Regions from separate parts of the Mus musculus genome. Here region 1 is linked to region 2. Evidence: chromatin loops called from intact Hi-C (ENCODE). Cell type or tissue: gastrocnemius. All regions are shown on one strand. Links, peaks and the distances in the headings refer to the core of each region. The heading gives the core; the rest is flanking DNA.

The links. Peaks named below come from ENCODE experiments on the same cell type or tissue, not always from the same donor. Only the 100,000 strongest peaks of a DNase experiment are listed, where the experiment ranks them.
Region 1: a loop joins it to region 2, with 2.4 times the contacts of the local background. A loop is called at or near these places in 3 of 42 quality-filtered maps.

The regions. Positions count from the first base shown.
Region 1 is chr1:151,878,502-151,894,779 of GRCm38, reverse strand. It overlaps 1700025G04Rik (RIKEN cDNA 1700025G04 gene), which reads left to right. Exons shown (of 6, transcript NM_197990.3): 6 at 1,348-10,256. The coding sequence ends at 1,386. Among named protein-coding and RNA genes, the nearest start is that of Edem3, 130 kb to the right of the region's middle. In gastrocnemius, for the core only: no CTCF peak of the experiment used is centred there; DNase peaks (open chromatin) are centred at 4,306, 6,892 and 7,420; H3K4me3 peaks cover 2,593 bases; H3K27ac peaks cover 6,965 bases.
Region 2 is chr1:151,969,336-151,985,613 of GRCm38, reverse strand. It overlaps 1700025G04Rik (RIKEN cDNA 1700025G04 gene), which reads left to right. Exons shown (of 6, transcript NM_197990.3): 3 at 5,094-5,188. Among named protein-coding and RNA genes, the nearest start is that of 1700025G04Rik, 110 kb to the left of the region's middle. In gastrocnemius, for the core only: no CTCF peak of the experiment used is centred there; DNase peaks (open chromatin) are centred at 4,918 and 6,683; H3K4me3 peaks cover 1,679 bases; H3K27ac peaks cover 4,998 bases.

The sequences.
Region 1 (16,278 bases), core at 3,063-11,062, 91 kb after region 2:
GGGTTTGTTTGAAAAATATTTTTTTTACTGAATATGCTGGAAAGAACCATAGGCTGGGGGGTTAGAAAAGTACATCTAGTAACCAAAAAATCGTAGGTTTTTTTACTGTAATAAAATATGATTTATAATTTTATAAATTCAGCCTGAAATCAAAGGAGTAGATACATGGTAAACAAAGAGTTGTTTGCTACCGATACTTCATGCACATCAACTATAGAAATGAAATAGAACCAAAATAAAAGAACAAAGGATGTCTGGAGGTTGCCTGATATAGGTGTATTATAAAATAGTTAACAAGAAGATAGCTTGGGATGATGCTTGCTTATCTAAGTAAGATAAACTACCAAAGTACTTAGTGCCATGCACTATTTTCAGTTATATTACTTGAGGTTCTTATTTTTATATGTTATTGAGCCAAAAGATCTGTTTTTAAAGGAGCATTTGTGCCCAGGTTTAGAGCATCTAGCTTGCACATGAAGAGAGAAACCAGTGAAGTGATTGGTGCAAACCAAATAATCCAACTTGACCTTTCACAGCAGCCCTTCTGTGACATTGTGGTGACACAGAAATGTGGTTTTGTCTTGTACTGTCTGAGGAAGTTACATACTTTTGATCAGGACAGCCCAGCCAGGTCAGATACAGAACCTCAATCCCGGTCCCAGCTGTGTCTTCACAGTGGCGAGGGAACGGAAGAGCCTCAAAAGCAGCCATTTCCTACTGTCCTCAAACTTGCCAGGAACCTACTCGCTGGCCGGCTCATCAAAGGTCCTGTGGTTGGAGTCATCTGTTAAGACATTCCACAGCCCCAGATCTGTCACGTGTGTTCATAAAACCCTTATTTGCGGTTCATCTAAACCATTTTAGAGTGAATTAAAAACTCAGGCACCCCTGGATTTTACACACCTTTCTCCTGTGACATTTTAAAATCCAATTGTGGGGGTGGGGGAAGCTGTAGAATGTGAGCCGCTGAAAGTGACCCTTGTGTCTTCCTGCTGAGAGAGAGAAACACTTTGACTTTCTTGGTGTAAGCTGTATCTCCTATATGCCTGTAATATAAGTTGAGATAAATTCTGCCCGGTGTTTTTAAAAAGCTTATTATAGGATTGGTCTATCACGCCTTGAATAAATAGAGCTTGAAAATCAGCCTGCATGTGCGCATGTACCGTGCGTGCATGCATGCGTGTGTTCCTGCGTGTGCAGCATCAGTCTAAACCCAGTGGTCACTGATGAAAACTCGAGTCTATTACAGAGCAGACGTAAGTTGGAAGCAAATGGACCAGCCTCGGCTATTCTTGACCCTGGTTTACGTTGTTTACCCATGTGACCTTTGCTTTTGTTTCTTCCCAGGGTCGGGATTACTGTTCTGAAGAAGAGGATATCACATAGCATCGGTTCTCAGTCGGACCAGGAGCTACTACTGTGTAAATAGGTTGCACCCCAGTTGAAACCTTTGCAAAGGTCGGTTCTCTTCACTGAACAGCACTATAGCGAACGAAGACTGTTCCATGTCCTATGCCCCATTAAATTACAGTGTTTCTTAATGAACCTGCAGAGGAATATTGCTAAACACAAACACACACACACAAGAACAAAAACAACAACAACAAAAAAAAAAACTGTTCTGGAACTTTCTTTGTTGCTGCTAGTTAAAACTTGTTGCAACTTTTCACTTCTCTCGTGTCCAAGTATGCAGCAAAATTCTGCAGTTCACTTTAAAGATGTTATTGGTTTCAGGATGCTCTCTAGCCTGTATCCTCGGCGATTGGGTAGAGGTGAACTCTGATACAGATGTCAGTTCTAGCCTGGTTCTGCTTTGATGTCAAGCATCCCCTCCCTTCTATTCTCCTTATCCATCTCTTTCGAGTGGTCCAGAGATGGCCTGAGCCTTGCTTCTCACTGGTAACGTGGGGCTTTGGACATGGGATGGTGGCCACGGTGAGCCTAGTTTCTCTGCTTGAAAGAGCCACAATTGATTGAAAGCCTGTTGTAACCTAACCTGACTCCCGGAAGTGACAAAGGAACAAGTGAGCAGTAGGTTGTTCCGCTTACTAGGACTCTTAGTGCAGGATTAAGCTTGTAGCATTGGCTTTTGCTCAGATGCAAATGGAAGTGTGACCACGTGACCACAATCATTTTCAACCCCTCCCTCCTCACTTTTTTTTCTAAGAAAATAAACATTTTGCTGTTTTTCTGTATCCTTGTCTTCTCCCATTCATCCAGTTCAGTTAAAGATGACCCTAGGTGTGGAAGCTAAGTCCTCCTTCACAGGGACACTGATGATTGGCCTAAATGGCTCCCCACCCTTCTGGAGACATCGAACATGGTTTGGAAGGGCTGTGAGTGGTCAGAGGAGATGAGGCGACAACCCCGTGACTTCTTAGGAGGGCTGGAAACCACTGTCAACCTTTCACTCTGTTAACTTATCAGAACACGCTGTTTTCTGAGTTCCCCCTTCGATGTGTTATGTGAGCCTTGCCCCTTCATTCGTTTCTGTTTCCAGCTCTGGTAGTGTGGGTTAAAAAAAAAAAAAAAAATGTCTGCCTACTAGAAAACATAGGACATCCACGCTGGTGATGTTACTTGGAGAAGTGAAAGCCAAAAGCCCCTGGTGGTGGGGAGTGTTGACTGTGTGTTCAGTAGAGTTTATTTTTCCATACTATATGAAGAGAATGATCTCTTCTCAAAGACAGAAGTAATATTTTTAACAAATATTGTCACAAGTAAATAGCAATCAAAAGGAGAAAAAATAACTTTTGTATTTTTTTAATCGTGTTTGATAGCTTTGATGAGGGTTCTCTTTGTTACTTTCAGGGGAGGGCACCCTATTAAATGCCACGCCAGCAGTCCTGGATTGAGCTTGTCCTACACACACACACACACACACACACACACACACACACACACACACACGAATGCTGTGTTTTTCTCAGAGGGTTGTGAATTTCAAGGGTCTCACGATCAGCCACACTGCCTGCCACCTTGGAAGATGGAATAGTTACAAGAGAGACAGTTAAGATGCTCCCAATTGTCTGGAAATTGTCTGCCACACAGACTAAAACAGGAAGCTAAATTCGTTCTTGCCGAAATGAGCCTTGGCTTTCAAAGCTGTCCGCAGATTCTTCATCTCCTGTCAGACCCAAGGCAGCAAAAGCGAGGGGGAAAATGCAGTGGAGTTCTATAGAAAATGGACTCGGGTGTTTAGCAACAAAATGCCATAATTCTTGCATCCAGCAGCAGCTATTTTGGGGAGCAGCTGTGGTCGTTATATAAACAGAGTTTCAGCCCAAAGCTTAGGCTTTTTATCCAGCTTCAAGCAGAAAATACGGGGAGAGTCGAGCAGTCTGGGGTTTTAAGTTCCCTCCCTTCGTGTGTTTTTTCGGCCAAAGGACAAAAATAGTTTTCCTCAACTGTAAATGAACTGCTAAACCCCACCTCAGCCCTGTTCACTGGAGACTTTGTTCACTGTTCTCTGGATGGCCTATTCCGGAATCTCATGTTCTTATCAAGCAAGAATGAAGTGAATGTTAACGTCTTCCGTTTGACTCCTCTACTTGGTGTCTAAGACAGTGTCTTTCCAGAAGACCAGCTCCCTGTACCCGAAGATGAGACACCCATGTCCTTTCCCTCGGTCACAGGTAGCACCTTGGATGTCACTCATGTCTCTCGGGAACCTCACTTTTGAGTGTTAATGAGCCCCTAAGTGCTGTTTAGGAAACAGCGGTTTTCCACCATTCTCTCGCCCATGTTCCTCTCGGATACTTTGCTGTAAAACGAAGTGATTCTATCTTCAGACGCACGTTTGGTCGCCTCTAGAAATAGGTCCAAGAAATGGGATGGATGACTGGGTTGGCATGAAATGCCTGACTGTGTTAGCAACACTCAAAACTGTCTGTTTTCCATTTGTTGGTTTGAATCATAAAATTGTCAAGTGATTTGTGTTTGTACTTTATTTTTCTATACCTTCTGGAAGGATCTAAATTAAAAATATATGCCCCTCCCCCATGTCAGAACATTAAGCAGACTGTCTCAGGTATAATGAAAAGAATCGTCCAGTAGAGATAGTGGAACATCTTGCTAGTTGTCCTGTCTGTAGGACTCGAGAGTTGGGAGGAGGGAGGAAGGCAGGGAAATGGCCTGGTAAAACCAGGAAACAAATGTTGAAGAATGGACAGAGGTTATTTGGAGAGCTTTTAGTGTGGCTGTGTGCTATGGCAGTTGGTCTAGCGGCCAGTGGGCGGAGTGGGCCTGCTGGAGAGATGTGTAGCTGGGTTACGCACGGCTCGCCTTCCCCACGTTGTAGAGTTGTAAAGGTTCAGCAGTATGTGCGCGGCTTTCTTTTGCTTGGCAGCGATTCAGGACCACAGAGTGCTGCTCTCATAATTGAGTACGTGTTTCTTACTGGCAGACAAGCTCAAAAGAGGCTTTTACCTCGACCAGGCCTCCTAGCCCCAGGCTTAAGCAGAAGCATAGAGTGACATTATGGTCTATTTAGGAACAAAGAAGTTTCAAAGTCCAGTGATGAGAAAACTAGGTCAGCCCCCAGAAACAGCCACACAGTGGCTGGTCTCTCCCTGTCTGCTGTGCCTAGCATCTGAAGCTGGCCTTTGATGACTCAAGTAAGAAATACATGGCCCAGGAATAGCCTTGGTTCTCAGCTCCCAGGCGCCTGCCTGTTCCTCCACTATAGAGCCGCTCTGTGTCCTGGGTGTACCAGAGAGACAACTGCCCAGCCGGGTGTGGTAAGCTTCACACTTGACCCAGTTGATGGCCTCCGACCTTAAGTTATAACTTCGTCCTCCACCCAACCTCACATCCATGTTTCCTCCTCTTCCAGCAGAAGTCCTATAACCCTGCTGAAACAGATTACACCTCCCCTGAGCTGTCCCTCAGTCACCTACAGTGCAGTTTGGCATAGTGAGAAGTCCTGTTTAGATGCTGGGTGAGAATTTAAAAGTTGCCCCATCTCTACTAGTCCTGAGAAAAGAAACTTCATTAAATATGTTTGTTTTATAGTAAGAGAAAAGATCACCTTCTTAATGGAGGAAAAGACAAAAGACATTTGAAAGACAAAGTGATTGGTATCAGAATTCGCTCCCTTAAGCTTCTCTCAAAAACAAGGGATGGGGCAGCATCATGTTGTACTCTAATTTTACATGAACACTGCCTTTCTGGCTCTTTCCACCAGAAAGCTATCTCTGGGCTATATTTCTTTCTACCTTTTTAGAAATCAGTCCTTTTGTTAAGTTGTTTATAACTCCAATAGAAAAATAAGGCATGGTCGGTGGGTAGGGATGATGTATTTAAAAGGCATAATGAAATAGTAGCTGGAAGCAGGGCCTTCAAGACATCATGGGTGGATTGGCAGACCCCAAGGTGCCCCTGCAAAGCTATGTGAGCCCTCTACAGATGCTCTGGGATAAACTGGTGGAATGCCTTGAATGAGGTCCGTGGATCTCCTTTTTGCAGATAAGTGGATGATTCTAATATCTATGGGGAAGGCACCTTGATATCTGTCCACAGTCACCTTTTCTATTATATCTCGGGGGGGGGGGGGATGAAACAACCCTCACAAGTCTGTGGGAGAATACCTGCCCCTATGACAAAGCCTGGGGCCGTTAGTGATGCTGAGGTTTCCATCGTAGCTGAGATCTGAGTTTATCTTGAGTGGGAAGAGGAAAAGCAGCTCTAATCGTTGTTATTTATGTTCAGTCTGTGGCTAGTGTTGCCGATGACATGCTGTCCTTATTCCGTGTGTCCCTCAAAACAGTCCCTTCACCCCCGAGTTCTAAGAAGTGTGTCTTACAGTTGAATCCATCTGTCCAACGAAAACACATGTGTTGAAAGAGGAAACATCATTAGAGTATATTTCTATTAGTATTATTACTACACACCTTGCAACACTGTGAAAAAAAAAAAACAAGCCTTGAAGGGGCATCCACCTTCTACAGTCTCTCTTTGGCTCCGTTACCAGCTTACTATCTTCATGGGGACTCTTAGCTGGCCCTCCCTAATCCTATAAACTGCACAAGAACCTGAAGAAGCCACTGGTGACAGAAGACTTTGGGGCTCAGAGGGAGAAGGCTTGTGGGAGAGGGTTGTCACATCCTTTCAGCTTTTGAGAAAAGAGGCAACTTATTCCACCTTTTGGGTGCTGTGGATCCCCCGGCTCCCCTCAGTCCCCTAAGCTTGTTTCTTCAGAGGCTTTTCTTCGGTAGGCTAAACGCAGAGAGATCTGAAAGGCTGAGGAGATAATGCCTGGACCAGTGACCTGGATGGAGATCCTTTCTGGTAGGCTACAGTTGAGTGTTTCTTTTTGATCGAGAGTCTGAATTTTCCAGGCTAGTTTTAAGTACCAGACCTAGATATGACTCTCAAGATCTTAAACGTTTTCAGAAGTCATGTGGTAACCTAGAGAGGGTCACTGTAGTCCAAGGATGGGCCAGCAGCTCAGGAACTCCACAGAGTTCATCTCCTGGCTTCATAAGACTCCTGGGGCAAGAGATGACTCATCGCTCCAGCAGCTGGTAAAGGTGCTACCTGGAGGGGACCCACAGTCACCCTCATTCAAAAGGATGTCCTTGCCCAGGTTCCTTGTGACTAGGTCTTCGAGATGCTGATTGCTTCTAACCTAGCAACTTGCACGTTCCCTCGGGATGATGTGGGGATGGCTCTTATCTCTTGGAAGCCAGAGGGATTCCTTAAAGTCAGGAAGGTCCCACCATGCCCAAGTCTCCTGTATGGCACTGTCTCTTTGCCTTGGTACATTCTTCTCCCCTTCCCGGGGACTATTTTTAGACCAGGTCTTTGAGTTTGACTGAATACGATTTAAAGTAAAAAGAGCAGCCTAAACTTAGCCAGAACTGCCTTCAGTTCTACAGGGTTGAAAATTAGACCTCAGGGGGCGACTTGGCTCAGCCCCAGGAGTCAAAAATAAAATAAAAGCTTAGCGTTTCAGTCCAGACCTTCAGGGTCTCTTCTCCTTTGACAGACAACTGAGCAGTTTTGCAGGAGATGCCAAGCCAGATTTTTTTTTGCCATCCAAAGAAAGATGTAAATTCATAAAATTACTGTTTTCTTGGATCAGACCCAGACAGTTGCCTTATTAGGACTTTAAATTTGGATCTATTCTTTTAATACATACACAACGATAGATGGATAAACAAAACATAAATACTTAATCATAGACAGGCTGAGGGTAGGGGGAAGCTGGCGCTTACCATTTTGTAATCACTACAATAATGTCTGAGGGAAATATCCACATAACTACAAGGAAGTATATACAGCAAAACCCCGTGGCTGCTTTTACAGCCAATGGGAGCACCGAGGTCTGTGAGTGGGCTCTCACCTTGTGCCCTTCTGTGCCTGTGTCTGCATGTCTGGTTTCTCTGGGCCTCTAGATCCACGTTTTGGCTCATGCTCTTTCCCAGGTCACTGGGATCGACGACACGTGCCAGGGCCAGCCCCAGCATTGCTCATCATTCCCACTCATCAGTGTGGCCTTGACTGTGACATTGCAGCTGCTCCACTGGGACGTGATGTTACCAACCTGGAGAGTTAAAAGTATTTTTCCTCGGGTTGTCTCAGGTGTAGTTACTCCTGGTAGGCTCCCGGCCCTGAGCCGATGAGCAAGCAATATGAAGGTGAACCAGTTTCTCCCCTCCAGAGGCCTATCACGAGGGGGAAACAATCCAGAAGGGCCACCTTAGAGACATCGCAGGACCCTATGGGATCACATCGCAGTGGTAGCCAGCCAGCTCCAGGCATAGAAGCTTCCAGAAAACAATGAGAACAAAATTCATCCTTGTCTGGGCACAGAGAGAAAGCTATCCAAGGAGTCGTCCATGCTGAGAGGACATGTCTTGCATAGGTGGGCCATGGGACCTTCATGCCATTGGACCTTCATGGGAATAGGGGTGGAGCTTAGAGTAGCAGAGAGAAGCGCAAAGGATGAGAACAGGGTAGCAAACCAGGCTCTGCGGCTTCGCTGTGGATTCGTAGACTGTGATGGAGTTGCTGATATGCCTCTGCACACTCCACTCCGCGTTGTCCCTGAGAGCAAGATGTGATCGTTCTCAGGATGGGGATTGCCTTCCTCTGGAAATACACAGCAGCTGGCTGAAAAGATTCATGCCCACCATCCTCTCTCCCCTTCCCAACTTCTCTTCCTGCCTCTAAAAGCTATTGGAGTTCAAGGGCTTTACCTGGGCTCAATCTCCTTTGGAGATTTGTGGGAGAGAGGGCTGGGTCATCCTGACCTGTCTTTAGAGAAATGATGGCTAAAAATACCTCTTGGGACTTAGGTTGGCCTAGACCTGGAGATGAGAGTGTACCCTAAAATAAATATTCAGGGAGTGGTGAAGGCTTCCCTGTTTAGCATGTGGTTCTAGCCAAGTTCGTAACCTTTGCATAGCCTTCCCCTGGGTTAGGTCACTAGCACTGACCAGGGAGGCAGCCAGGCCTCTGCTAGGGCACAAGTGCATACCTGAGTCTCGCCCAGGAAAGAGGAGCTGGGGAGCTTGGGGGTGGGGGCTTTGTTTTGTTTTGTTTTTTATCATAAAGTACAAATAAGTTGTGTGCAAATGCAGACTGTGCACAGTGGCTGAGGACCTTGTGGGGCAAGATGGGGGGGGGGGGGCAGCAGAATCGGGCTGTGAAACCAAGTCACAGTGCCTTTTAGGGTTTCCAAAGAACCTATTCAGTTCACAGCAGTGGGTCTCTCTCTCTCTCTCTCTCTCTCTCTCTCTCTCTCTCTCTCTCTCTCTCTCTCTCTCTCTCCTATAAAAAAGAAGAAGAAAAGTTCTAGGTAGAAGAAGCAGAATTCGATCCATTAGAATACTAGCAATAAGTAATAAGCCAGCTTGACCAGAAAGCTAGGCAGAGATTCACATGGGGTGAGGTCCCCAGAGAGGCTGGAGGCTGAGGGCGGCTTTTCCAGCCACAGGGCTGCGCCTCTCTGCTTGAGAATTCCAGGCAGCCCTTCCTTGTTGCACCTGATGCTTGCAGCTTCAAGCTGCTTGCCCCCCACCCCCTTCCTGGGTACAGCCAGACACACCTAACATCCATTTCCCAGCTAGACCTCTTGCTCCTCACCGAAGGATTTCTTGTTCTGTGTCTTGTGGTTCCCTCTGTCGTAGCCCACCGCCTAACTCTGGTCTGTATGGATGCTGATGCTGTAAGCCAGTGGAACATGTGGCCCCTCCCTAGCCCACTTGAAAATTAGGGTGCCCCCTCATCATCTCCTGCCCCTCCCCCAGCCTGGCTCAGTTCTCACTCATCTCTATCTCGCTGGCAAGACACAGTCAAGCTGCCTCCACGCCAGGTGTCAAAGGCTCCTCCCACAGGTATTGGCGGTTATTTAGGAAGATTGCCTTGGTTCAAGGGAAAGCTACTAGGGAAACAATCAACCTCAACCTAGTTTTGCCTTTCTGAGCACCTAAAAAATCAGCTCGGGTGGACCTGGGAACATGGAGAGAGGTATGCTGCCTGCACATGGACCTGTTTCCATCCCACGTGACTACTACCCCAAAACCTTTGTGAGGCGCAGCCTCCTGTACAATAATCCGTTATAGCATACATCCATTCACTTCTATAGTAATAGACATAGAAGAAAAGGGCACAATTTTAAAACAGCGATACGTAAATCAGTACAAAGGTAATTTCCTCTCTGCACTAAGTGTGGCCATGGGTAACTCTTGGTGTGTTGGATACCCACTTGAACAGCCACTACTCTTGCGCAAATCAGAGTACCGCAATGGCATCCCAAACCACTGTTTGGCCCTCCGCCTGCAGAAGGAAAAAGTCACAGAGCAATCCCCCGAGAGCTTTGAGTCTGAGAAGTCTGAGACAAACTCACACAGCCTAAATTTAAGTAACCGAGAGCCCTGGCAGGGGAGGCGCCCCTAGACAGTAGTGGCTACCGGTGCTAAGAACAAGCACACCGTACAAAGCCAGCCATTGTCCGTCTTCCCTCCCTGGGTCTCCCGAAAAGGACGTTGTCATTATCCCAACGCTCTCCTGAATGGAATTCTTTGAACCCTCAAAGTGATTAGGCCATACCAATCCCATGGCACCAGTGGACTGTGGCTTGAATATTATTTTTGATTTGACTATCAAAATGTTCTGATGATTCTGTTCCATTTTGAAAAGGGTCTGAGAAAGTATACGAGTCTAATTATATATACATATTTATACATGTGTATTTTTGTTTATTGTTACATTTTGACATTGGACTTTCTATTAAATAATTTTTAACAGTTGTCCTGGCTCTGTTCTTTCTTTTACTACTTGGGTCTGGGTTGAAGTGGGTAGAGAGATGTCTGTGTGAGACTTTGTTGATATTCCTTGCCTTCCTTTTCTCTATTATTAACTCCACTTTCGTGAGGTTGTCTTCTTCCCTTTCTGTTTCCACAGGACACATACTCAATCAGATACGCAGTTGGGAGCCCCCAACCTTCTTGCCATCTCTCGACTTGCCCATCTACTTCAGAACATTCACAAATCCAGAGATCTAGTAAAAATGCACACCTGGGAATATACAAAATAATGCCTTGAGCTTTATCTCTTGGGTACTCCCCCAAGAGTACACACTTTCGAGCACACACTACCCGTGAGACCTTGGGAAAATTACTTAACCTTTTTTTTTGCACTTAATAAAAAGCAATAGTCTCCTTGTAAGTTTGCCTGAAGGCAGTCCTTAGAAACAGCCTAACAAAAAGCCATCTGTTTCCCAGACTTATTTATTTGTTCTAGTCATTCCACCAACCTGATATACGTTATATGTTCACTGCATGCTAAGTTCTGGACTCACCCAAGTAAAGAGTCTGGGGCTTGAGGACTTTCAGACTTTGCCACTCTAAAGTCAAGCTTGCCAAAGGGGCAGCATGAATGGTGGGTGAGCCTGTGCGTCACATGCCCAGCTCATCCCTGCAACTGCCTGGCTGGCACTGAAGTCTCCATGGCACGTGTTCTGATCTGGTGGCCCAGCAGCCTTTGCTCATAGAAATTGTATCTTCCCGCTTTCCTGACGGTATGGTGGTAAGAGCTATAGTGGGGAAAAGAGCCTGTAATCACTGCTACCCTCCCCCGCCGTCAGCATTTTCCTCCAAACATCAAGTTGGAAGTTCAAATTCTGCTGAGTTTTATGAGTTGTTGAACAGGACCAAGGCTTGAGCCTAGCATGGTCCTGAGTCCCAGCTGGATCTTACAGAAACAAACCTGTTTCTTCCATTCTTCCAGCACAGACCCACTTAGAATCACAAAGGCTGATTCTTCCCCCCCCCCCCCAAGCAGAAGTCAGTGTAATTCTGGTTCTGCCTGATTTCCCTAAGAGTTATGTGTACAGGATGAACAGTTTCCAGTCATAGACACACACACACACACACACACTCACACACACACACACACACACACACTGCGAAGCAGACAGCACTCAGGTCAGGTAGCTTTCCAAATCTCTCATCATGTTTATAACTTTTCCCTCTAGTTTCTCAATATAGATGACAGACACACAAACACACACACACACATACACGAAATCCCATAACTTAAGTGACCTGGGGAAAGAACTGGACATCGAGCAGTGTTTGAGATCAAATTCTGATCAGGACTTTTGCCTTGGAGGAGACATTGATCCAGTCTTTGGGAGACGGTGGGCAGTTGGGCCTAAAACATCTCATCCACCTACCTCTCCACCACAGCTGAAAGCCACCTGGAACCTCACACCCAGCATCCCCATATTTGCCCATGACTGCTTTCCATAATGGCAGAAGCCCTCAGTGAAGAACAAGCCCTGAACTTTCCAATGCACAGCCAGATAAAATGGACTTTACAATGAGTCCTACCACAAGCTAATGAGAAGAATCACCGGGGGTGCCGGGGGTGGGGGTGGGGGGAGGGGGGTTAAAACATGCACAGGTTGGGCAGAGCCATGGATGTTAGACAGATGGATATGTATATTAGCCATCCCATCTAACTCCTCCAAAAACACCAATCTACAGATTTAGGAATGATGAGTGATGGGCCCAAGTGTGAGAACCAGAGTGTGCAGGTGAGAAGACACTGAGGCTGAGGTTTAGCATCTGGGAAACAGAGAGAACAGTCAGTCTATGGAGGCAGTCTACGGATTCCAAACGACTTAGTGAGTTACTGAGTGCTTCCAAACACCAGAGAAAAAATGCCTGCCAGTAGTAGCTCTCCTTCCAAACATGTGTGACCCCAGGTCTTCATGGTTCAGACAAGTGCTACAAGTAGGTAGGGGATGAGAATCTGTCACCTCAAACACATTAAATAAATTTATTAATTAAGCAAATATGATGTCACTTTGGCAGAGCCATGAACAGATGGGTCTCCACCATGCCTGTATGTTAGGTTAACTGGGGACCTCTCCTTAATACCAATGTCCAGACCTCAGGTTAAGTCATCCTACGTTCCCTGGGGGGCGGGTAGAGCTGTACTCGGGATTTGCATATATCTTCCTGGACAGCTGTGAGGTGAGGGATGGGAGGGGAGCCATGTGTGCACCTCTTCAGCCATTGGACTGGACACTAGCAAGCAGCTCAACAGAAGGGCCCGTTCTTAGGGAGCTTGGGGAGAGGAGGGTGTAACAGGCTGCTAAGCGTGCTCCAGGAGAAACAACGCTACCCAGAGCAAAGATGACTAGGTCTTGGAGAGAGGCCACCCAGTGCTGATTACAGAGGCAGAGAGCTTAACCTAATGATGAGGAGCAATACCCACGTGACTGAGCGCTTGGTATAAGGCTAGACCTCCAGGTTATCTGGTTTCTAGGCATGCTTTTGTTCATGCCATTGCAAAGGGAGAGGCTTTTGTGACTATTCAATGACATAGAGCCTGCTTCCTCTCCTGGCAACCTCCGTGCAGGACAGCACTGGACTAGCTGACTTCGTGCAATATAGCTCCATCCCTGCATCGACCCAGCTAGCCCTGCTATGACAAGCCTGACTGTGGGAGGCTAGAACTCAACCCAGAGAGCTCTTTACATTCTGCTGTCAGCAAACCACGGAAAGCAAATATCCACTCCCGGAAAAGCCTCTCCATGAAGAAGGACAGTGGGTTTCAGGGGACTGATGTGGGGAGTGTGGGGAGAAAACTTAGACTCCCTGCAAGGTCTCCTCAGCTGACTGAATAGAAAAGCAGGGCTTGGGCACCCCCAGTGCCTTTGAGGAAAGGAGCTGATGTTACTAATACTGTGGCAAAGGAAGAGCATCTTGGTAAGAATGGGAATTGCCTGCTGATGTATGACCCAAAACAGGGCAGCCAGGCTCATGGCTAGAATGTCAAGCACTTGCTCCAATTGTTAGCAGAGCTCAGGCCATTGGTATGCTCAGCACTGGGCCATGAGTCTGATGCTGAGTTCTGCAGCTTCCTGTCTGATTGAGGACTGAGAGCCATGCATGCAACAGCATAGAGAGTCCCCAATAACCTGCAGCTGTAAAGACTCATCTTCCTCCCCTGGCGTGAGGGGCAGCTGGAAGCTGGGGATGCAGGCAAGGTAGAGGATGCTGGCTGATCCCTCAAAGTTATGTCAGTTTGAAAGTCTCCAAAGGATAGTTACCCATCACAAACCCAGGCTGGTGCCCACAGGGATCCCAGTACCCTATGATCAGACTGGAATACAAATGGGGTTTTAGATTTAAAGGCTCGGTTTGAGTAGTGTGTGAGGAGCGGGGGACACATGAAAGGGAATCAATTCTTTTCCCAAGCTCTGTCTTGCTAGGAATGAAACTGAAGTCACTAACAAGGCCTTGTCTGACTTTAGTCCCCACCCTCTTCTCACAGGCTTTGTCCCAAGGAACAATAGGAGAAACCTGACGTCAAGTTTTCCCAAAGCCTCCTTTATCTTTGAAATGATGGGCCTGGCATTCCTGACTGTATCTCAGACCCTTCAGAGGATATTGCTGAAAGCAGAGGTCGCCTCAAATATCTCTCCCCATCCCCCACCCCCAGTACACCTGGAAGGGAAGAGCTTTGAGGAGCCTCCAAAATGTAGATACGCAAATAAGGATTGGAAAGGAGGCTGAAGCATCCTGGGTAACATGGTCTCCAGACTTTCCTGATTTCCAAAGCAGTTGCTTGAACACTGGCAGAGTGGACTGGCAGTCCACATCACATAGGCAGCAGATCCATCCTCTGACCCATCCTCGTGAGCTCATATAATTCACTCCTGGTGACTGGGAGGGGGCAGTGAGTGGGATGAAAGTGAATAAGAAAAAAAGTTATAAAAATAATAAAATAAATAAATAAATAAAATGCTAAAGTGCTGCCAAAAATAAAGGAAAAAGAAAAAGAGAGAAAGAGAGAAAAAGAAGAAAGGAAGAAAAGAGAAATAGCTACTGACTCTTTTATAGTTAAAGAAACTAAGCCTCAAAGAGATTAACTTGTCCGAGGTCATACAGCAATAAATGGTAGAAACACAGTACCAACTCAGGCTTGTTCTACTCAGAGGCCTTGCTTATCACCATTCGGCTCTAGTACCCTTCATGTTTACATCTTAGGATGACATGCCGTTGGCATCACTCCAGCCTCTGCCAGAGCCACGCAGAACCTCCTCATCTGCCTTTCTTCTAGGATACTCTGCCCATCCTTCAACAGAAACTGGTGTCTGAAGTATGTCCTTCCTATCCTGAATCCCACCGGAAACCCTCCGCCGTAGATCCGCACTGCCTTGAGGCACGGGTATGGAATTACGCGCAGTTTCTACCCGCAGCCCTTCTCACAATGGCTGCTGCCTACTAATTCCTGGCTCTCCCTCCTCCCCTTTATTTCTCCCTCGCTGCTTTCCCGAGCTGGTGGCTCTCTTCTCAACCTTTTAGGCTCATGAGTGAGAAACAGTAGCGATCTGCAAGCATCATCTTAGTATCTCAGGCATTGTACCGGGTTCTCCCCAAACCATTCCTGCCAACTCTCTTGCCATAACAAAGTCACGCATCCACTGGACCCTGTCTGGCCCAAAGTCTCCGTAGCTCCCAACAGCACGTGATCTCTTCTAAACAAGAAACGCGTGTGATTTGGTATCCACCAGATGACTATTGCACTAAGGGATACTGAAGAACCGCACCCATTCCCCACAGGACTGTGCTCCGTTCTTACTGCGCGATTGGTTGTGACAGGCAGCTTCTGAGAGCACATGACAGCTAGTAGCCAATCAGTGCTCCCCACACCTAGCAAACTGATGTATTTCTTGAGGCGGAGAGTAGGGGGAAGGCCGACTGGGAAGATAGCATCTATGGATCAATGGTGGTAGGCCCCCAGTATTTAAGAGCAAGAGGCCTCTGTCTCCTGTGTACTCTGTGGTTTCCAGGCTGGTGGGTGGTTCTTTGCCCTCCAAAGCCTTTCCTCTTACCAGAGGTCTGTGGTCTGGGGAAGGTTTTGACTGGAAACATTCAGGTCCCTGGTGGTGTTTGGAGATGTGAGACCCTTCTGTGCTAAAAGAAGAAGAAAATGAATGGTCTATTTCGAGCCCGCTAACAATCCACCGTCTAAGAACAGGCAGCAGCTCTGTAGCTGAAAGGCTGGCTTTCTGAGAAGCCCCAGGGAAGCTGGCCATGCGGCAATCGTGGCCTCAGCTCTGGCTCATCCTGCTAGAGGACCCTGCTGCCATAATGGTGGCAAAGCGTCTAGAATATTACGCCTTTGTTCTGGCTTTCTCTCCAGCCCTCCTCAACCTCCTCCCAGAGAACTCTGGTCCTGGAGCCTGTGATGTTCTTGCGTTATGAGTTAGAATCCTTGTAAACCAGAAACTTCGTGCAGGGAAGGGTACCTGTGAGAAAGCCTCCGCCTGTTTTGCTGGGGTATGAGTGGTTCAGATTGACGTCCCAGTCACAGATGTATGTATGCTCACCTGCGGGAGAACATTAGCTTGCTCCTCAGAACAAAACGGGAGCCTCTGGAGCCTGGCATGGCATGCCTGCCTGCCTGCCTGGAGTTTCCATCACACACACACACACACAAATGGTGTTTGCTTTGAATCCTGAGATCCAAAGAGACCGACAGCCACCGGTTCTAAATGTTCTGTCTATTTAAAACCTGACCAGTTGACTGAAATAACAAAGCCTGTTTCTAAGATTACCATAATTAGGAGTAAGAGTCCAGAAACAGACCCACCCATTCATGATCAATTGCTTCCAAACAAAGGTGTCACAGTAATTCATTCCGGGAAAGCATTGCCTTTTGTTTTCTGTTTGTTTTGAGACAAAGTAATCATTGTTTCTGAGTGATCAGGAAACTCACTAATAGCATGCGTGGGCTGCCCTCAAACTCCCC
Region 2 (16,278 bases), core at 2,628-10,627:
TTTAAAAAATTTTTATTCTGTTTATATGTGTATATGCATGCCATGTGATGTGTGTGAATGCCTACAGAACCAGAGAAAGTCATCAGGTCCACCGGAAGTACAGTTAAAGGCAGCTGTGAACCCCCTGAGGACCGGGATCTTTAACTAGGGCAGTCCATGCTTGTGGTTCTGCTCCACCTCTTCAGCTCTGGACTGACCCTTCTGAGTGAAAAGCTGAACCAACTCTGTTTTTGAAAAACAAAACAAAACAAAACCCTATTTTGTGGGAGACCAGGGGCTAAACTCCAATCCAAGGAAGAAAATCACAAAGTCCACCTGAGCAAACACCCTATGACAACCCACCTTAGCAACACCCAGGCTACAATAGCAGGATCAAGGTACATGGAGATAACCTGAGACATCCTGCAGAGAACAGATAACCTGATCATCCTGTGCGTCAGGTGGTTCTGCCCTTGTGTTCAGATCCTGCAGTTTACATCAGACATGAGTTTTTGAAATATTAATTGGCTGATCTGTATGGAAATTCCCCAAGTTTGCTGTAACCACAGCAAGCACCCTGCACCCTTAGAGGCTCCCACTCTGACCTGCTGCTCTGGGTCTTGCTTGAGAGCTTATAGTAAAGACCCTTAGATGTTTCCATGGGAACCAGCTCCCTCGGTAATCTGGGAACCTGCAGCTTAGGCATAACACCAAGTGCTATCCTTCAGGTGCTCTCTGCTGTCTCCCAGGTTTACAGATGGGTCTGCAACAGGCTCCTTAATAGTAGTAGTCCCTGTCTTTGGGACTGGAGAGATGGCTCAGCAGTTCAAAGTGATGACTGCTCTTTGAGAAGATCCAAGTACCATTTCTAGCACCATGGTGGCTAACCGCTCTCTGGAACTCCAGTCCCAGGAGATTGGACACTGTCTTCTGCCTCAAAGGTCACTCATTGCATTAGTGTAATGCAGACATGCATGCAGACAAAACACCCATATACACCAAGCAGTAACAAATTAAATGTCTCCAAACAAAGGAAGCGAGCAAACAAACAAACAAACAAAACCTCACCCTGATTTTAATCAATTAGAGGGAGATAAGTGCTGTTCTAATTTCAGGATTATTAGAAGCCAGAATTTTCACAAGCATTGCAGATAGAAGAGGAGGGAATTCGGAAGCTTTCCAGGAAGGCTCCTTCAGCTAAGAAGGGCTCTTACAGTTGTTTTCCACAAGAGTGAAAATCTGAATCAGCTTTGACAGCCTTTTTTTCTTCTCTTTTTCGTCAATGGCTGCGACCAAACAATCCCTAATTCTCTATGCTGTTACCTTGAATAAGATGCTAAAAATCCCACCACAGATCTGTTTTGACTGGAAGCCTGAACATGTTTACAGGGGCTGAACAGCCGGCCTGTGTTCCTGCCTTGCATTTTAATAAGCCACCTGACAAGAAGAAAGGGAACAGATGTGAGGGGGAAAGACAGTCCGGCCTCTGCTCATCAAGGGGCCACACCTTGCTGCTATCAGGACACTGGCTTGGCTTGTAGTGGTGGCTGTCCCCCTCACCACACAATGCAGGCTTTGATAAAAGGGGAGTGAGGTAAAAAAATGAACTCTCCTGGGCCTTTGACAAAAGGAAATCTAGATTTCAATAGTGAGTGTCTTGCCACCATAACCCAAAATGCTGGATCCACCTCACCCTGAGGCCGGAAGAAGAGAGCCTTTCCTGTGGGTCACATCTTCATTGAGGGCTGTCTTCAGATGCACATCTTCATTTCAGGCACCAGCCTTCAGAAATCTGACGGGCCCTTTATTTTAGTTTATTTTATTAAGTATTTGGGTTATTTTTTTTTAATTGTGGCTTTTTGCTGATTTCTTGTGTAACCCCAGGATGGATTTTGCATAGTATGTTTTGTAAGTAGTGACAATAAGCCAAGCTTATAGTCCTAGATGTTTGTTTTCTCCTTAGTTGTTAGGCGCATTGTATTGTCCCAACAGTGCCCTGGACAGCCAGCCAGGCTGCAAAGGAAACCATAAAACCTACCTGCTGTCTACGTTGGTCAGGATTCTGAGTTGATGAAAAGAAAGGAAGAAAGCGCATGTTTGCAGTAATGTTACTGTGGAAGTCATGGCACCGGGGGCTTTTCTATTTCCTTGGAGAAATATATTACTAGCTGGTCTATTCGTTTCCGTTGTGATCCTGCAGGGGTTGAGGAAAGAAAGTGAATGTTTCCTGTGCTGCTCAGCATCTGCTCAGACTGGGCTGTGGTGGGCCAGATGGAAGAGGGCCGTGGGCAAGGGAAGAAGGGTGACCCCTTCTGGGGAACACCTGTGTTGTGTAGTGTGCAGAGAGCTGCCTGGTCTTCCAGAAGTCTCTGCTGGGTTCTCTACTGGTGTGTGATCTTCCCTGCCCTGTTGCATGAGGTTTGGGGCCCTGAGGAGAACAGGGTCTACCAGATTGTGATAGCTGTTATATCTAATAATTGAAGGCTCAACTAAGCATGCATTCGTTCAATTAAACCCTAGCAATTATGTCATTGTGCTGTGACTTATAACCGTTAGTGCCTCAAACCAAAGTTGCGATGCCTTTTTTTTTTTTTAATTTTTATGTTTTTACCTTTATTTTGATCTCTGCATGATTATACTGGGAACATAATTATGTCTGTTCTTTTTTAATTAGCAGTGTTTTGCAATTCATGAGTAAACAATCCTTAATTAAACGTGTTGGTATTACTAACTTCCTTTTTTCATCTGAATAGCAAATCAGAGGATGAGATTCTCTTGTTTGTTCTTAATTTTGAGATAGCATTTGCTGGGTAGCCCAAACTGACTTCAAACTCACCATGTAGCATAAGCTGGCCTCAGCATCAAGATCTCCCCACCTCAGTCTTCCATGTTGGGATAAAACACATGAGCCATCATAACAGGCTGTGAAATACTTTTACTTTGTATTTGTCAATTCAAATCTATCTCTGAACTTGATCATTTTAGACTTAGGATTCCTGAAGGGCTCATTACTGTAATTGTATACAAGTTTCTCAGATTTCTTTAGAAGCAAGTTGAAATGGGTCACGGGAGATGGCTCAGTTGGTAAACTGCTTGTGGCTCAGACATGAGGACCTGAGTTCAAATCCCCAGCACCGATGTAAAAAGCTGGGTGAAAGGGTGCACCCCTGAAATCCCACTACTGGCGAGTCAGAGATGGGGTTATCCCTGGGACTTGCCAGTCAGGCAGGTTAACTGAATCATAAAGTCCAGTTTCTGCAAGAGACCCTGTTTTAAAAAGTGATGCAGGAAGACCCCAGACATTGACCTCTGGCTACCACATGAATCCAGAACACATGTACATACCACACTCATGCACAAACATACAATAGAAATAAAGAAAAAGTTAATAGATTCAATATCTACCTTGATTTACCAAGTGGAAAAAAAAACAATGCAAATGGCTTGGTCACGAACATTGGGTCTTTTCTACACCTACATGCAAATCTCCTTAGCTTCATGAGGCCAAGAGAAACATTTGACAAGCAAAAGGGGATGTAACTATAGCTAGATTTCAGAAATACTGCGTTAAGAGGAAGGGTGGAAGGATGACTAAGAGAGTCAACTAACCTGGGCCCTTGGGGCTCTCAGAGACTGAGCCACCAACCAAAGAGTAAGCAGAGGCTAGACCTAGGCCTTCCCACACATATGTAGCAGATGTGCAGCTTGGCCTTCATGTGGGTCTTGAACAACTGGAATGGCGGTTGTCCCAAAAGCTGTTGCCTGTCCATGGGATATGTTCTTCTAGCTAGGCTGCCTTGTCTGGCCTCATTGGGAGAGGATGCTCCTAGCCTCAGAGAGACTTGAAGTGTCAGAGTGGGGGAATACTCAGGGAGTCCCCACCCACTCAGAGGAGAAGAAGAGGGAGGTATGAGGAGAAGGATTGTGGGAGGGGGTGGCCAGGAGGGATACAGTGAGCAGGATATAACGTGAATAAGTAAAATAATACTAATGATAATAATAATTAATAATAGAAGTAGGGTGGAGAAACTACAACTACATTGGAAAACTGCAAATTATGAATATTAGTATGGGACATTTTTAAGGAATATACTCACTGTACTCATAGGCCTTAAGAAAATATGTTACAGCTTCTTAGCATAAAATCAAACTTAGTGATGAGCAGCTGTCTTTCTTCGAAGTGCTTCCATACCATTTTCGAGGCAATTTGCTGATGAAGTTTTCTAAGTCCATAATTTCTGTGATGTTTCTCCCCCTGCAAGTTGGACCAAAGATGAGTCAAAAATCACACTTGTTTTTAAACTCGATGTACCCAAGTCGTTTCCTGTTGACAGGAACCTGGTGAAAATGTCATCCTTGTCATCGCCAAAGCTCTGTCCTAGAGAAGGACTTTCTTTGGCTGCCAGCTTTCCTGACTTTTGTCCCATGAAGGGTCTGACTGAGATTTGTGTTCTCTTCTCAAGTCTAGGTTCCCTCTACATCCCTCTGAACTATCCACCATGGGACCTTTCCAAACCTGCTTAGAACTAATTGATAGTTTAGCTCTGTGCTTGTAACTTTATAGACACAAAAGTATAGATGTGCAGGTTTAATGAAAAGAGCCCTGAAATGAAAAAGTTCCATTTCCAATTGGTCTTATTTGTTGGTACAACTCTATAGTCATAAACAGTTCTATACTTTTCAAAACGGGGAAAAATGAATGTGTGACCGTCCAGCTGAAGTATGCTGCTGCAGGCACTCTGCACATGTAGTTTCCTAGGGATAAAGGAAGATGTTCTCATCCTCTTAGGCTGGTGTGTAGTGTCTCCCAGTATGCCCGGATTCCAGTGACTTTCAGATGCATGGAAGCGCCTGCATCTTCAGTGTCTGCTGCGTGTATAACGTCAGTGGTCACACAGGGTGTCTCCGAGTTGGACTACTCAGCCAGCCCTCCAACAGGCAAGGCAGAGCACCTACTGCCAGGGACCCAAGCTGTCCATGCTGGCTTCTTCCAGACTGTTCCAGATAAGCCACGTGTAAAAGCTGCATGGGAAAGAGTCTAATGTAGGGCTTGTGCTTTGCTGACACTTCTCTGTCACTGGAGTAAAAATTCCTTCTTTTTGTTTGTCATTCAGATGAGTATAGGATCAAACCCGTGGAAGAGGTCAAATACATGAAAAATGGGGCAGAAGAGGAGCAGAAAATAGCAGCCAGAAACCAAGAAAACCTGGTAAGAGCTGAAGTTCTCCTTTAACAGTGACTTGCGGTGGCTATTGTTAAAAAAAAGAAAAAGAAAAAGAAAGCCTTCATCACACATTGATTTGAGGCTCACACCCTGGCTCAAGATTTCTTGAAAACGCTGTAGCTATTCTTAGCTTGCCTGGAAGCTGCACCGTTACCCTGTATCCTGTTTGTCTCAGAATAGGTCCCCTTTCAATCCTGATAAGAAACGCTCCAGGGAAAACAGCAAAATTGTTAATGTTTCTAGACGTGAAGTTGAAACCCCTGATGTCGGATTGAGATGGGCTGGAGGTAGACCTAACCCCTCGCCTCCTAACACAGATCCACATCAGGATGAATAGTAGAGTTTCTTTATTTGAAACCTGTAATGAGGAAGTTGCCTTTCAAAGGAAAACCACAGAATTCTAGAATAGGTCCGCATCCAAAGAGCCCATTCTTCACGTTCATGGTGTCGAAGGTACCACACATTTGAGTTCATGCGCTAAGTGCGATGATGGAGGCTGGGGAGCTCCTTGCTCTGGCATCATTCACTGTGCACATTCTTCCCAGCAGCCCGCCTCAATCAAATATCTAGGCAGTTATATTAATTGATTTCTCAGAGGTTAAAATAATTAAGAGTGTATATTTATTCGGTTGCCCTGGTGCATGATGGGTTTTGTTCATATTTTGCATATATCTTATGTTTAGATTATTTACTTATGTGATTGAGTGCATGTACTTTTTAGGATTTTTTTTTTTAGGATTCTGTGTATCAATAAGTATTTTTGCTCCACTGACATTTTTTCTAATACATGTTTCATTCCTTAATGACCTCTACTGTAGCACAGGGGTCGACACAGTATTAGCCCCTCCTCATGCCTGCCATTTTCCATCAGGATTCTAGTGGATGTTAGAGGCGATCAGTTTTGCTTCCTTCCTTCTCTTCTAAACATGTGACCAACGGCCCTAAATAGTAAAATGTCAGCAAGGGAATATTTTATATTTTAAGTATTGAAAATAAAGGACTTCTCAGCATTGGGTGGGGAGGGGGGGGGAGTTGCCTGGGACAGACAGGTCCACAGGCTCCATCCCCAGGACACAGACTGGGGGACAAGGGTATTGAGAAGAGTCTAGATAATGACATACTTCATAAATGGCATTTAAATTTCTAACAGCAGTTCTTAAATGCATGGGAAAAGGACGATGACCAAAAAGTAAAAGTTAGTTTTTCCAGGCTTCTCACATGAAGGTTTGTAGTTGCTGTGTTTATCATCAACAGGCAAAGCAAAGATCTGGGTAGGTGAAATACTCGATACTAGAGAGCAGAGTTTTCCTTGCTCGATGCAGTGTGGGTTCAATGACTAGATCTCGGCACTGATGCTGGAAGCTGGCCTGGGACAGCCTGGCCTTGGCTCCCCGCTTTTGTACCTCTGCTCCACGTGCTTGTCCCTTGGAAACCTGAGGAAGCTGGAGACTGAGGTTGTCCTCGCTGCTCATCCTGCTGAGACCAGCACAATCTGCCCCACCCCACCCCCCTTCGCATCCTTGCAAACGCATTCCTGTTCGCTCTATGCTCAGAGTTAACACTAGTATCCTGTGCAAGCCAAACACACTTGAAGAGAGAGGCTTCGGGTCATTCTGGCTGATTCGTGTGACACGTACGGCAACCCCGCGCCTACATTTGGCCAAATGATTGGGATTTGTGCTGCCAATGGCGGTTTTCCAGTGCACAAGCATTCTCGTGGGAACAGGAGTTAGATGTCTTTGATTCTGGAATGAGCAGGATGCTTTCCAAAGTTCGAAGTGATTCTCGGTGATCTGTTAGTATGGTGTGTGTGTTGGTCAGTGTCCAGTCTCGCAGGACACTCTGCCCAGCAGTCACTCCATAAAGCTTGTGATCTCCCGTCACTTAAGCCTTTCCGTCAGTTTCCATGGCTGATGATTCGTCTGTGGCCATCACAGAAGAATCCACAGCAGACATTTATCCTGATTTCTGTCATTGCTTTACATCTGCATATTCTACGTTGGTTCTTACTCTTACCTCCTTAAGCAAGGTGAAGTAGTAGATTGATTTGCTTTTCTTTTTTAACCATCAAAAAGCTATTCAGACACAAGTGGCAACCTGGATTCCAGATTCTCCTTTTCTAGCTTTAAAAGTTGGGCCTTAAGCTTCTGGAGTTCAGAATTAGAGAATTAGAAGAAAATATAGGGAAAGCTATGTCAGGTCTTGGCAAAGGGAGACTTTCTTCATGGCGACTTAGATTAACAAGAACTGTAAAGGGAGAGCTTTCTTTTCAGATATCAGAGTCAAATTCTTTTTGAAAAACTGAATAGCCGCAAGATGGAGGTGGTTAGGAGCTTTGGAGAAAACACTTGTGATCAGAACACAGTGAAAGGACTCATATCTGAGATACATAAAGAGTACCTCTAAATATACAAGGAAAGGGTGATCTCTTTAAAAAAAGAAACGAATAGACCCAGTGGTTCACAGTAGAGCACAGACCCTCACAGGCATACAAAAGGCTGTTCCCCATGCTCTAGACTGTGCATACTTAGAGATGCATTTTCTTTGTGTGCCTGAAGGACACTGCCCCGCAAGGCATGCTTCACTGGGGCTCTGGTGGGCTGCCCCCTAAACACACTTGAGCTTTTGTTCATCTGATTTTTCCCGTTTCCCAGAGCCAGAGGTGTGCTGGTTCTCAAACCGGTTTGTGCTGGTTGAATGTCATTGTAATTATGTAATTTAGTTAAATAATATGCAAGCCAGTGAAACACCAGCATGGAGAGAGCTGTTACAGTGAAATTTAAATGGAATGCTTTGAAAAGTCTTGATGAAGGCGGGTTATTAAAAGCTTGCTGTTTAATTGAATTCTACATTCAGATTCTTTTACGAGGCCATTACTTTCTAACTTCCCTTAAGAAATCAAACAGGAATCTCAGCTGTGCATTGAGGACATGGTCGGTATCCCTCATGAAAAGGAAAAGCCATTTCCTTGTGATAATAGATGAGAAAAGAAATATACATCTTGGTATCTTAAAGTAAAATAATATGTTTAGTGTACATATACATTTTATATGTCCCTACAATCACTCAATGACCTTAATTGCCAGTTTAGGTGGTGTCATCTAATACTACTTATTGAAATTAGGGACATGCAAATTAAAATGTGATCCCATGTTTCATCCATTTGGATTGGCAAAAACTTAAAATTTGATAATATCAGACTTTGACCTGATGGTAGGAAAATATATGTTGATGTACCAGCGGTAAACACCTCTCTCAGAGGGCAGTGTAGTGGTTAATATCTCTGGCAATTTAAACATGCATGGCTATGACCCAGCACTTCTACATCTGTGTACAATGGGCAGCTGCCTGCATGAAGGAGGAAGCTTGCGTGAGACATTCATTAATAGTGCTGTTTATAGAAAGTTGAAGGCAGACCTTTCTTCCTGTCAGCAGGAGAACAGTAGTTACATCATGCTAGGTAGCAATTAAAAAAGGAATTGGAACTGTTTTGGAGAAAACCATGCCAATCTCCGTGTTGATATATGTATTGTGATATATGCATTGTGATGTATTGTGATGCTGTGTAGGATTCTTTAAAATGAACCTGAAACAGCAGTGCTCTGTGTTTTCCCATAAATATCTGTGCATGGGGGAAGATTCATAGATACAGATGTGCTCCAAACTAGTGGCACACCAAGTTCAGCTAACTGATTTGCAAAATGGACATGATCCTGGAACTCACTTTAGGGAGAATTTGTACAAATTACGTAAGATAGTAGCACAGTTCTGGGGAAGACTATGCCATTATTGGCCATTATTATTTTAATTTTGTGAATCCAATTTCATTACTTAGGAACATATGAGAAAGAACTGATAATATGTTCAAGGGAGATTTTTATTATTATTTTTAGCATTTAGAACTTTGGTTGAAAATTCATGTATTCAAAGGAAATGTTATAGCAGTTTTCTGGTTTTGACTACTTCACAGTCATAAGCAAGATGGTGGCGTTTTCTTCTTGTCTTTGGTAGATAGATTCCAGGGGCCGGGGGCGGGGGGGTATATAAATCAGCCAGACGGACCTTGAGAACTGTTCAGTTTCATTCCATGGGAGTTCACAGTTCTCATTGCAAATAATTTAAGCATATATTACTTTAGACTTGGCAGAATGCAACCTTTTGCCTCTGCTAGTGTCGGGAGTCCTCCTCACTGTTTAATAAAACACTGTCTTGTTTTCCTTAATTAACACTCACCATGTAGAGGCCGTCCTCCCGCGAGAGCTGTTCAGTCGCGCCACTCCGGTCTGCTTCTTGTGCTCGGTTGGAGCATGAGCTCCCAAGATTGACAAGTGTTGCACTGATCTTGATTCACCCTTTCAAGATGCCTTTGTATAAATGAGGAGATTTTCTTTTCTCTCAAATGATGCACAGCACTAACTTTTGATTTCTGTCTTGTCCTTAGAGTTGAAGGATGCCTTTGACTTGGGCGAGTCATTGGGAATGGGAGTGTCTGAACTTGGAGGGACTCACTTCCTGGCTTAGGGACCTTTAGACACTGAAAAGTTCCCACAACAAAGCAAAAGAGGACACGCTTGGTCCTTTATTTACACAAGGACAATTAGTGACCTGTCTTGATGTGACCACATACACAAGAAGAAGCAGCTTGAGGGAGAGAGGGGTCATTTTGGTCACCATTCCTGGGGATAATGCCCATTCTGAAGAGGAAGGCCCTGGGCAGTCCCGGGATGACACGTGTATCCCTGATAATTGATGCAGCAGGAAGCAGAGATCAGACAGGAAGTGGAGCAGGCTGTCAAGCCTTAGGGCCTGCCCTCCAGCAACCTACCTCTTTCAATACTACTCCATCTGAGTGTTCCACAGCCTTCCAGAACAATCAAGTGACCAAACACAGGAACCCATGGAGGAGATGCCACATATAAACCAACAGCAGACTAAATACTTCCCTAGCATGTGGTTATCGCTTCAGCGTTAGACTTGGCCCAAATACATACGGCGCTTAAGTTCTACAGAGGGGAGATAACCCGCATAATGTAGTTTGACATCAGCCTGAAGATCTTCTGGATGATCATCAGCTAGAGAAGGGCAGAGTAGGTGAGGGGAGGGCTTTGGTGGCTTCCTTCTCCCCCCACCCCCGTTGGCTGTGCATAAGAGGGATAGCGGGAAAGGTGCTGTGCCTCTTTATCAATCTTGGACGTCTTCCTTTCCCCAGATGCCGGCACTTTTGTGTCACTTGAGCGGGGCACATTCAAGGTCCCACAGACTATTCTGGCACTGTGCTAATTTGTTTTCAAGTAGAACAAAAGTAGCTTAATCTCTGAGGGGGAGGGAGCTGTTGACTCAGCCTTCTGAGTGTCCCTGTGATTAGCAGAAGCCTGGCTCCCGATTTGGGAACAGCATGTTATGGGATGAAAACAGGACTCACAGGTGTTCTGTACCGTACAGTCCAGCACAGAGTTCCAGCCATCCCTGCCACGCCTAATTAAATTAAACAGTCACCTGGATCTGTTGCTGTTACTGTTATTTCGTGGCAGAGGAAAAAGTAGGTGCTAATTAATCACTTTGTCCACGACCCTGGAAGAAAACCCTGTTACCTTGGTGAACATGTAGGAAGCAAAGGGTTAGCTATGCACATCGTTACACAGACTCTACACAGAAACCAACCATTCAAACATGGCTGGGAATATGGTTGCTAGGCATTGGGTCCAGAGCCCCACGAGTGCAAGGCAGGTGCCACACCCCGGACTCCTCAAAAATGGTTTCTGAAACAACTGCAAGGCCATCGTGACAGGAAAGCACAGAAGAAAATGACTGAAGTTGTATTTCAGGTTCCACTTTCTCTTTCCCATACTGAATGCATAGCACTAACAAGGCGAGGGTGAGCCAAGTGTTTACTCCCAGAACTGTCTTCTGTCTCTTGAATAGATCCTTCTCTCAGCGAACTCAGTTCTGATGGTCAGTTGGGCACATTAGGCACACTGAAGGAACGGCAGGAACAACAAGGACAAGTGGTGACTCTCTGGAAACCCAAGGGGACACCGACGTGCACAGTGCAAGTAGAAGTAAGGGGAGTCTCTTAGTAAGGCCTCAGGAAGATGGGGTGGGGGTGGGGTCCTAGCATAGAATGGTGGGCCTTCACTTGGGATCCTAGGAGAGTCATTGTGGGCCAGTGTTGTAGCAGGGCCTTTCACAAGGCCAGCTTGTCATCAGCTGGTGACTGGAAAGATTTTGAGCAGAAGGAAATGTTGAGCCAGTCTTGGAGAAGGGGACAGGGATCATCAGTGACACATTGGGAAGTCTCTGTGACCAGTTGACGTATCATCTGGTTTGACATTTTAGCTTTTATCTTTTTTCCTTGGGTGGCACATTAGTTCCTGGTGTCCTGTAGTAACTTTATGTGCTTTAATACAGCATTTGCATCTATAGACTGAATAGGGCAGACCCTACTGGTCTAAGTTAAAGATGGAGGGTGGGGATGGCTTCTGTTCCCAGCCTTGTGGCTTTTGAAGATGCTTTCCTTGAATGGTCTTAGACGAGTCTGCTCTTGGTCTCCATCTGCCCAGCATGGACAGCCTCTGGAATAGCCCCCGACATGATAGAATAGACACAGCAATGCCTGGTTTTGATTTCTTCTCTCTTTTTCCAACTGTGACCCCGATGTTTAAGTAAAACTAGGCAGAAGCCATCTTGAAGGAGAAATTCTGTTTAGGTCATTTAGGATATTGTTTGATCTCACTCACACATGGACATTTTGTTTGCAAGTGGTTCCGTTACAACAGTGGAGTCAGGGAAATGAGTGACAGCTGAGATGACCAATGTCATCAGAGTGCTTAGAGCCATAGTTTAGTGGTGTGCTGTTTCCACAGGCTGTTCAGATTTCTCTTTTATAACCCATGTCAAGCTAAAAATAAAACCAGAGTGTATAAATTTCACTCCTCTGTTGACAAACTCATGAGGTGGCTTCACCCCAGTTTAATAATTTATGTCATGGAAGTGAGTATCCAAAGAAGCCTCATGTTTCCACAAGCTGGGCTCTAGTCAGCATCTCTCCTTCACTGTGAGAAGATAATATCTAGACTTTGTGGAGATGAAGGACTCACCAGCCTCACGGCTCTTATCTTCAAAGGGTTCTTGGTAATTCTGAAACTGTGAAGAGAACAGAGAGAGAGAGGCGGGGATGGAGGGAGGGGTTGGGAAGAGTAAATGAACAAGGCATAAAATATTCATCCTTCTCCCTCAGAAGCGGGAGGGCGTATTGCTTAGCCTGTCAGTATCATAATAGACATATGAAAATGCTGCTCCAACTGCCTGCTTCCCATGTGTGCTGGGGCTAATTGAATTTATTTACTCAGTGTTCTGTATGATAGTTGATGCCAGATTTCTTCCTTCTTTGTAAAAATACAACAATTGAGAGTGACAACCATCTCTTCCCGAACTCAGTGAGCCATCTTGGTCTTCTGGTTTGCGCCTGAATGGGTGGTTCCTTACACACTTCCCATAGCCTGGCGATTTAGGGGTTTGGTTAAGCCCAGATAAACACTTCCTTGATGGATTTTTATGTTTAAGGGAACTCGGATCAGAAGTGAGATTGGACTCTGGAGAAAGAACGAGTATGTGAAGAGGGGATTGGTCCAGAAACAAAGCAGAAAGCCCACTGTTAGAACAGAGACACTCAAGACTGCCATGACTCTGGGTCTCCATACTCTGAAGTCTTTGGCATGCAAAACATACAAGGGACAACAGGAGACAGCAGCTGTAGTTAGGAAGGGGAAAGTGTGCTCTTGCTAGTATTCCACAGAGGTTTCTTAACCCCCACAACAATCCCTGTTGGCCAGGGAGAGGGTGAGCCAAGATGTAGACAGTGCCACGTGTTCATGTTGTTTAACTGTGCCTCCAAAATTAACTTCTCCTTGTTCATAAATATACTACTTGCTTGAGTTACTTTAAAACACACTTGGCAAAAGATAGAAGTGAATAAAAATAAGAAAAATCACTTACAAGTCCCGTGAGACCCATTGTGTTTTTATACCTCATATGCATAGAAATGTAACATTCCCAAGCAAAAAATAGAACATACAAGGCTAAATATAGTCTCGCCGTATGTTTAGCAATGATGCTTTTAGGCCCTTTCCCGAGTCGATTGAAACCCATACAGAAGCCACGTGATACCTGGTCAGAGTTCTACTCATAATCACCTGAAGCTAGAAGAAACCAAGATGTCTTTGGTGGATGAGGGGACAAAGGATGGCACATCCGTACAATGGAATATTACTCAGTGATGAGAAGGAGTAAGCTACCAAGCAGTGGGAAATTTTAATGACTCTTCAGTGCATATTGCTAACTAGAAGATGATGGGCTTTTACTTGGAATCATTAGTGCTGAATTCCCTCTTGCTATCTTGGATAGAACTTGACATGGAATATAAAAATAAATCCAGCTAATAATATTCTAAATCTTATCATAGGCAAGCTTATATTTCGGCTGTTGCTTTAGAAAATAAAAATTATTTGGCGTTCAGTGGTAAAGTCACTCCCAGTGTATTCAATCATGTTGTAAGCCCTACCCTTGTTTCTGGGCTAAAAATAAAGACAAACATTTTGCAAGACTCTCCTGCCCCTCCCCCCACCTATTGATAAGTACCCAAAAAACAGTAAGTAAAATGTACATTTTTGGAGTCCTTCCAAGCTGTCCAAAGTTAACTTTCAGTAAGCATGTTTGATGGCTACAGCCTAGCCACTACTTAAAGTACATATGGTATTTTATGTGCACAGCCTATTCCCAAGATAAAATTCTAGTTGCTTCAGAGAGGTACAGTTGATTCTTCTAGGCTTTGCCATCAGTGTTGGTCTGATGAGCTGTGATTATGTCCAATGACAGGCCTCTACACTGTGTGGTGCCTTCCTTCTTGGCTGAAGCTTCTGCAGATTGCTTGACCCCAGATCCTGCTGAGATCTCAAGGGTATCTGCTTAGGGCATGGGCTGTGCTAGGCTAGACGATCAAGGTGGTTTGCACACAGGACTGCAGTTCACAGAGGCTGTGACCTCACCAGGAGGACAAGTGACTACATGGGACTTTTCTACATGGTGTGGGTTCTTGTAGTTGGTTACACTGATGCCAGTCATAGATTTTATCAGGTAATTGGCTTTGTACAGGTAGGGGCACTTCCTATAATTGTCACAGAGCCTACCAGGTGTAAAGAAAAGGAAAATAGATCCCACATGTTAATGACAGAGTGACAGGCATGGCAGAGGGACAGAGGGAATGGGAGAGAATGCCCCAGCCACCTTCGGGAGCTATAGTCTGCTATAATCACCAACTTGCTCAAATTTCTGGGGAGGTAAGGAGGGCCCCATGGGAAAAGCACTGTGGGAAAATCCACAAACTTCAGAAATCTGGATCGAGCCCTTCCATCTAATTCTTATTCAAAAAGAAAAGTTGATCAAGGAAAAAAGAACCTCATGCCTCTCTCCTGAAGGAAACACCCTTATAAGCACTTGGTACCCACAGGCACACTCTCTACCACAGGGAACAGAGAGACCTGTTGTCCATCAGGTCTCATACAGAATGAATCTGAGAAAAGCACCAGCCTTGCTCCTAACCCAGCAACACAATAGCAAATTCCACAAACCTTGCCCTTCTTCCTCTCCCAACAGGAATGATGGTCACAGGTCTGCCTCACAGTGTGAGGCATAAGTTACATGTTCTTTGTAAAACCTAGTAGAAAACAGCACATAGTAGGTTCTTAATAAAAGGTTGCTGCTGTTCCTCTCATCTCTGTTTCCTGATTTCCATCTAGAGCAGTGGTTCTCAACCTTCCTAGTGCTACGGCCCTTTAATACAGTTCCTCATGCTGTGGCAACCCTCAACCATAAAATTATTACATTGTTACTTCATAACTGTAATTTTGCTACTGTTATGGATTGTAATGCAATTATCTCTGTTTGTCACTGGTCTCAGGCAACTCCTATGAGGGGGTTGTTCAACCCTTGGAGGGGTTGCGACCCACAGGTTGAGAACTGCTGATTTGTAGCCTGTGCCTTCAGAACTTTCTAGAGGATTTCAGGCACTTCAGTGCTTGGGAATCACAGGTTCATTGTTTTGTGAACCATTCATGGCCCATGGAATCTTTCAAATTACAATTTTAGTCTTTGAACATAAATATAGTATTATAATTTATTAACTGTTTACTCTTCTAAGAGTCCTAATATGGTGGCCAATGTTGAGTCATTGTGTTTAACGTGGAGGATTCTGCATCTTAACTCCCAGTCGTCAAGTTTAGATTAGCCCATATTGCATATGAAATTTGAGAAAGAACAAATTCAGAGTTTATTGTAAATGATATTGCTTATTTTAATAGAGTTTCTCATCACACACTAATGAGGAAAAGCTGTGTCTATCTTTAGGCAGTGGTCTTGTCTCAAGAGCCTGCTAATTAGCTAAACGTTTGGCATGTCTTGGTTACCCCAGTGGCCTTGATAATTAGAGTCAGCTTTGGACTCGACAGTCTTCCGTGTCTGTCTTATTTCCACTTTTGAAGGCATCTTCATCCACAGACCTTTCTGACCCTCGCTCCTGAGCCGAGCAGAGGATGTGGAGAGAACAGGTTAACCAAGTGACTCTTCTCACTTTCTCTGCTTTCAAAGGATGCTTAAGTTAAAAATACCCTTTTACTTTTCCAAAAGTAAAATTGCTATTTTTAAAATGGGAGAAAATCTTTACAGGGCTAAAGCTCTTGGTAACTTCCCAATCCCTGACAAGAAACAGAAAGATTCAAAATTCAGCACAAAGGGACCAATAAATTTGTTGATTTATTTTTACACAGTATTCTAGGAGTGCCATGAAATGGAGAGGTCCCACGGTGTGCTAATGAAGTAATCCGGCATGTTACAGATGGAGATGTCAGAGGCTGGAGAGATGGCTCAGTGCTTAAAGCACTCGTTGCTCTTGCATAGGACCTAGGTTTGGTTTCCAGCACCCACATACTTTATCACAGCCATCCATAACTTCTGTCCCAGAGAATCCAGTGCCCTCTTCTGACCTCTGCAGGCACCAGGTGTGTTCGTGGTGCATAGATATA